Regions from separate parts of the Homo sapiens genome. Here region 1 is linked to region 2. Evidence: chromatin contacts called from ENCODE Hi-C or POLR2A ChIA-PET data. All regions are on one chromosome and are shown on one strand. Each heading gives the region's core, a stretch centred on a gene start or an enhancer-like site at or near the end of the contact. The rest is flanking DNA. Distances are from core to core; before and after follow the strand shown.

What was found. Hi-C counts contacts between places; a loop is a spot of excess contacts on that map. ChIA-PET counts read pairs that join two places held with the same protein, here RNA polymerase II (POLR2A). Pooled maps may share reads with other maps.
Region 1: a loop to region 2 is called in a map of Calu3, with 2.2 times the contacts of the local background. The contact joins two enhancer-like sites. A Hi-C loop is called at or near these places in 4 of 168 maps with a recorded cell type or tissue (Calu3, HepG2, PC-3 and 1 more), 1 of 37 single-sample maps with no recorded cell type and 1 of 50 pooled maps. POLR2A ChIA-PET finds 5 or more read pairs at or near these places in 10 of 52 experiments (A549, A673, H1 and 7 more).

What each region holds. Positions count from the first base shown.
Region 1 is chr18:62,799,267-62,802,366 of GRCh38, forward strand. The region is part of intron 1 of PHLPP1 (PH domain and leucine rich repeat protein phosphatase 1); the gene reads left to right. Among named protein-coding and RNA genes, the nearest start is that of PHLPP1, 85 kb to the left of the region's middle. Within about 2 kb of position 1,470, at least 3 of the 41 ENCODE cell types and tissues checked have a DNase peak (open chromatin) inside an H3K27ac peak, as active enhancers do; they include PC-9, where a contact is called at or near this core.
Region 2 is chr18:62,765,907-62,769,261 of GRCh38, forward strand. The region is part of intron 1 of PHLPP1 (PH domain and leucine rich repeat protein phosphatase 1); the gene reads left to right. All of the region lies in intron 2 of LOC105372160 (a long non-coding RNA gene), which reads right to left. Among named protein-coding and RNA genes, the nearest start is that of PHLPP1, 52 kb to the left of the region's middle. Within about 2 kb of position 1,650, at least 2 of the 41 ENCODE cell types and tissues checked have a DNase peak (open chromatin) inside an H3K27ac peak, as active enhancers do; they include PC-9, where a contact is called at or near this core.

The DNA of each region.
Region 1 (3,100 bases), core at 220-2,719, 33 kb after region 2:
ATATCAGTGAGCTTTCACTTACTAATGGGGGCCACTGTTGGTAGCAAGACTCTGAGGATGTACAGTCTGTTGGCTGGGACATCTCTTGAGGTGGTTACAAAGGCCACTGAGAGGCTGTGATATTCCCTGTTCAGAAGCATTATCCATTCTTTTTAACCTGTCATCACAAGACAGACATACTATTTAGAAAATTTTGAAGCTAGAAAGGACCGCAGAGTTCATCTCATAGAATCTATGCCTTACATTAGGAAACTGAGCTCAAAGGATGTGTTTAAGGTGCACAGCTAAAGAATGAGAGCATCTGGAATAGAAAGAATGATAGTTGCACAGTGTGCAGGTTCCCCGGATCTTCCTGCTGTATTTTCCCCCTTTCAGGCATCTCTCTCCATTCATCTATCATAAACCATTTATTTATGATACCCTTGTAGAATACAGTGTGTGTTCTACAGCAGAAGTGCAGTTCTTTGACCTTCCCTCACCTGTATTCATATTGAAAATATAGCTGAGGGTTTTTGTTTATTTGCTTGGGCCTTACTGCTTATAAACAGAACATATCTCTTAAATGTTCATTAAAACATTTTTCCTCTTTTTAACAAGTATAATAGTCAAGATCTCAACAGGAAATAGCACACTTAAATCAGGAGAATTTTAGAAGGATGTGGACAGGGTATTGGGGAACTGCAAGGTTTAGTGTAGAAAATGCCTGAAATTATCAACTGCTGGAGATGTTATTAACCCACACCCCAAAGGGATGAGTGGAAGAAGAGATTTATAGAACCTAGCAGGAGATGCTAGACCCTTTAGCTAGAGCTGACTGCACCTTGAGAGAACTTCAGACCAGGGCACGGCCAGCTGGAGGCCACCTAATAGGGAGGGTGTCCGGAGAATAGATACCCTTGACCACACTCTCTTCTCTCCCCACCCCCCACTGGCTGAATCCAGTGGGAGGCAGAGTGCATAGAAGGCCCTTTACACACTTGTCACTTCTGGGGACAGAGAACAGGTGGGGAAGGTTTTGAACAACAGGGATATCCGAATGTTCTTCGTTTGCGTTATAAATTAACGCTTTAGAGTTTGTGTTGCATAAAATGTAATTTATTTGGGTCAACTGTATAGTTTTTGTGGTTTGATTATTTTTAGTAAGTTCAGTCTTCAGTTATGTTTTAAAGCTGGCTCTATAGTTAATATTAGGTATATAGTGGTGATCTCAACTTTTTTTCTGCTTCTAGATTAGTCATGGATAATGCATACAAACTCACCTATAACATCTTTCATTATATGCAGTTAAAATTCTCAAGGGGAAAGTGAGTGAGGGTGGCTGAAGAATGGGCTGTTTGTCTCGGGGGAGCATATGAAAAGAAGAGTCTCTGTTGTAAAAACCCTCTCAGTTTGATATTTACTTTGGTTCATGTTACTTGTTTTGTTGTTTAGCGAGTTTCTGCTTATGATCCTAATAATAACCTATTTAGAGTAGGGCTTTATTTTCTAGAGTGCCTTGAAGCTATTCGATGCTGAGCTGGCTTCTCCGGCTACCTGCATTCTTTGCATGACTTAATAGTGAGCTTTTGTAAACATGAACTCAATCTTTAGGGGTAAGAATCTCTTGTCACTGTTGGTGGAGGAGACATAGAGAGAAGTTCAGCTGAAATCCACTTTTACTTAACCAGAAATTCCCTTTGTTGGTATTTGTGCAAATTAAGTTGAGAGTTGAATTACAGCTAATTCCTTCCTTCCTTGCTTCCTTCCCTCCCTCCCTCCCTCCCTCCCTCCCTCCCTCCCTCCCTCCCTCCCTCCCTCCCTCCTTCCCTTTCTTGCCCTATCTCCCAGGCTGGAGTGCAGTGGCATGATCTTGGCTCACTGCAGCCTCCTTCTCCTGGGCCCCAGTGATTCTCCTGCCTCAGCCTCCCAAGTAGCAGGGATTAGAGGTGCCCACACCCTGCTAGTTTTTGTATTTTTAGTAGAGACGGGGTTTCACCATGTTGGCCAGGCTGGTCTCAAACTCCTGGCCTCAAGTAATCCGCTTGCCTTGGCCTCCCAAAGTGCTGGGATTACAGATGTGAGCCACCACTCCTGGCTGCTAATTTCTAATTAATTGTTCTGAGTAATTAATTTTTAATTGTGAATTTGCTGAGGTGACATGTTTTGCCTGGTAGGTTTGATGCTAAAGAGATGCATCAAGCAGAAATTGTTAGTTAGTATATGGAGCCTCCCTCTGTCCGTCCGTCGCCCAGGCTGGAGTGCAATGGCGTGATCTTGGCTTACTGCAACCTCTGCCTCCCGGATTCAAGTGATTCTCCTGCCTCAGCCTCTTGAGTAGCTGAGACTACAGGCATGCACCACCATGCCCGGCTAATTTTTGTATTTTTACTAGAGATGGGTTTCCCCATGTTGGCCAGACTGGTCTCAAACTCCTGACGTCAAGTGGTCCGCCTGCCTCTGCCTCCCAAAGTGCTGGGATTATAGGCGTGAACCACTGTGCCTGGCCTCTGTTTGTTTTTATGTCCATGGTTTCTCATATTTCTTTCCAAGTCATAGGCATTTACCTTCTGTCTCTTCAGCATTTTAACACATTTTCTTACCTATGTCTTGTTTTTCTCATATTTCATATTTAACTTTTATGTCATTCACATTTGCATACACAGAGCATCACTCCTAGTCTCTAGGAACACATTGGCTTTGTGTTGTTTTGACTTATGTCTAGTACCATTAATATTTTTACTTTTTCTATTTTTTTTAACCGTTTTTTCCTTGTTGCCTTTCTTTTCTCTCACTCCCCTGACTACTTTCTTGGCCAGAATGTGTGTATGTGAGCACCCAGAGGCAAAGAAGGGCTAGAAGAATGAGCAGAGGGGGTTATGAGGATACGAGCTACCCCTTTTTCCAGTTGTTGATGGAAGAGAGGCCAAAGAAAAGAAGAAAGGTTGGCTCACCAGTGGGTCAGAGGAAGGACTGAGTGGCCCAAAGAAAGGGAGGAGCATGGAGTCTGCAGGAACTGCAGAGCTGAGCCTGAACAGCAAGAAAACAGTGGAGCAACCCAGGAAGGAAGTGATAAGGTTCCCAAGTCTTTTTGGAGGGGTACATGTGGGGAAGAGGGCAGATT
Region 2 (3,355 bases), core at 400-2,899:
AGAATGGCGTGAACCTGGGAGGCGGAACTTGCAGTGAGCCGAGATTGCGCCACTGCACTCCAGCCTGGGCGACAGAGCGAGAAGGGGGAGCTTGCAGTGAGCCGAGATCGCGCCACTGCGCTCCAGCCTGGGCGACAGAGCTAGACTCCATCTCAAAAAAAAAAAAAAAAATATATATATATATATATATATATATAAAATATATATATATTTGTACAGAAAAGGAGAATTGGAGATAATAATGTAAGATGAATAGGATTTAGATAGGTGGAGAGGAAAACTGTTTCAGTCAGCAAGTTCAACGTGTGGGAACTGGGGAATGTCAGCCTGGCTTTGGGGGCAACTTGAGGTTCCTTGGTGCTGCATTTTGGGGAATAACTTTCTTTCTTCTGGTTTCGTGTTTGCATGCTTGTATGGGATGGGCATTCACTGGGATAATACTCCTGGCCTCTCTAGTAACTCCCTCACTTTAGTCTTCCCTAGGGGAGGAGAAGTGACTTATCTTCGAGTTTGGAAAAAGGAACTGGGCCTGTCTAGTTTCAGCTCATTCCTTTCCTACAGATCTTGCATTCTGCTGTGCTTGTTCACGCTGTGAGTTTTATAGGGGCAGTCCTCCTCAGGGAGGCCTCTGCCTGGTGAGCTGCACCTGTGACTAGGTAGAGAAACTGGCCTAATTCTGGGGTGAAATATTAGCCAAGACCACTCAACTAATAGAGCTAAGCTACCTTTTCCAACCTACGCTTTATTAGTAATAAAGCTATTATCTGTGTATATCACTCTATATAATATATCAGCTGTATATTATATATCAGATAAATATATATTTTTCTTTCTGGCTTTCCTGTCTTACTGGTTTTGAACTTGGGCTGGAAAAATAAGGGTGTTAAATATTGAATCTCTTTTACTTCAACACCAAAGACTTCATCTCTAAAATCGAGTTACCAATCACTAACTCTTAAGAGTTATGTGAGGGTAACAAATTTAAAATGAGAAGTTTTTGAAAGATAAACTGTCTACAGATGTATAGATTTATAAATGTTCTTGGGGGTGGAAAGTAGAAACAAGCTGGGACCTGTTATTTTATAATTAACTGCCATCCACAGATTAAATTCTAGCTCCTGCCAGCCACTCTCCTGCCAGATCCTTGGATTACAAGAAATGGTGGAGGGGGTGGCAGTGAGTGGATACAGCAAATGAAAAATATCTCGCTTTGAGCATTTAACTCGGTATCAGGCCCTAAATCATAGTATTATGATATCTCAGTATATGGAAAGGAGACAATATCAGATCAGGAAAATTAATTTTCCAACAGGAATGGGGAAGGTTAAAATACATAATTTCAAAGGAGACCACTAAAACCGAGATTCCTTCAGCTTTTCAAAAGTGCCACAATGTTATTTGGCCTTCTCTCAGTTAATGAACAGTGGGAAATGTGCTTACATTGGCTTAAGAGAGCCAAAACCGCAATTCCTGCAACCACTTGAGAAAGTCCTAGAATTTGGGAGAATAAACCCATTACTGTATAAAACTAGAGAGAAAATCATTTGCAGTTTTCTGTTGGATTTGATCCATTCTTCCGTACATGAAAAGTTACGGCCCATATATGGCAAAACCCAATTCAGTTTTTGAGCGCTTTAAATGAAATGATTGAACAGTTTGGAGCATGACTTGCCTGTGGCATAGGCGTGAAATCTTAGGTAATGACTCATAAGAATTACTGTTGCCACAGAGTTTTAGAATGCAAGAATTGATCTGTCTCTGAAAATATTTATATTTGATTGCATTTCTAAATAGGTAAGTGGGTAACAGCTGTTTGAATCTGGTGGCATGTGTGTTTGGAGGCATGGGGGAGAATATAGACTGTACTGCTTTTGTGTTAGAGAAATTGTGCTGTTTTATTTTTTCCTATCTGGTTAAATAGAGTACAATAGCAGAAAACCAATCAGTTCAGGGAGTGGCCCATTTCAGTGTGGCCCTCTTCATCCACAAAGTGGTTTGGAATGAAAAATGCTAAGATGCAGTATTTGGCTGGCACTTAGATAACTAAGAAAAGAGAATTGACTTAACTGTAGCAAAGAGAGTTGACGTGAGGCTCAAGTCATCTTAGGGCTCCTAGGAGAGGATGAGAATCCATTAGCACCTCTATATCTGGGGAGAGGGGTGTTGCCAAGAAGGCCTGTTTTGTAAGTTTGTTTTCATTGACACTGAATTTAATTTATATCTTAGAAACTATCCAGAGAAGTCTAAAGTTAAAAGTTTGAGAACTGCAATGTAGTAGTCAAAGAGGCCACAGCTTGGATGAAAAATTTCAGCTGCTATGATTAGAGAAAAACAAAAACAAATTAAAAATCAATATTGTCTCCCTTTTTTCAAGCCCCTGATCAGTCAGTAGTCACCTTGAGAACCAAAGGGATTGAATACAGTGGAGAGGATCCAAAAACGGAACCAGACATGACCTGTGAGGCAGGAAGTACAGCATGAACTTTTATTGAAAACAGCTCAACAGTGATATCATTGGCTGACGATGGAGGAGGCTATTTTATATCTCTCTGGAATATAAGTTTAAAAATTACATTACTCTGTAAACAACAGAAACAGTACAACAAAAGTTTCTTTAACAACCATACCTATCTGTAATACAGGCAAAAATGAGAAAATAAGTTGGAAAATTCTCTGTCCTAAATTGGAAGTCACTAAACCTTACCCAGATCAAATTTTATTATCTTTAAATATAATTCTGCTGAGCTTAGTTACGTGGTTATATTAGAAACATGCAAGTGGAAAAGAGGCTGCTCTAGGCATTCTCAGTGACAATAATCAAACCATTATGTAGGTGGGGAGGAGAAATTATATGATTACCTAACAATGAAAAAGGAGATGGGGGAAAAAAAGACTAGAGAGAGCAAATACCGGAAACTGGGTTTTATTAGGATAAAAGCAAACAATTTATGCCTTAGTAAGCTTTTAGCTATCAGAATTATAATTTTAGTTTATAGGTATCAAGAAAATGATTTATATGCTGTATTCTCTGGGGTGATGGTGGGGATGACAGTCTGTTAGTGATGGCTGCTATCCTCATTGATCATCAAGGTTGAATTAGAAATAAACTATTGAAAGTTTAATATATCATCTATAAATGATTGCTAATAATAAAGATAGACTAAGTCCTTAAAAGAATAACTCTGATATCTAGAAATTATTAAGAACTGCTCATTCGCTTAGCATTCTGTATCAAACTTTCAGAGATTATTTAACTGAAAGAAACAAAGTCAAGTGTGATTAGAAATTGTAGATCAGAAATATATTTGAATTTTAGTGGAACATTAGATGTAAATCTTGACTAAGCCTTTTAGTA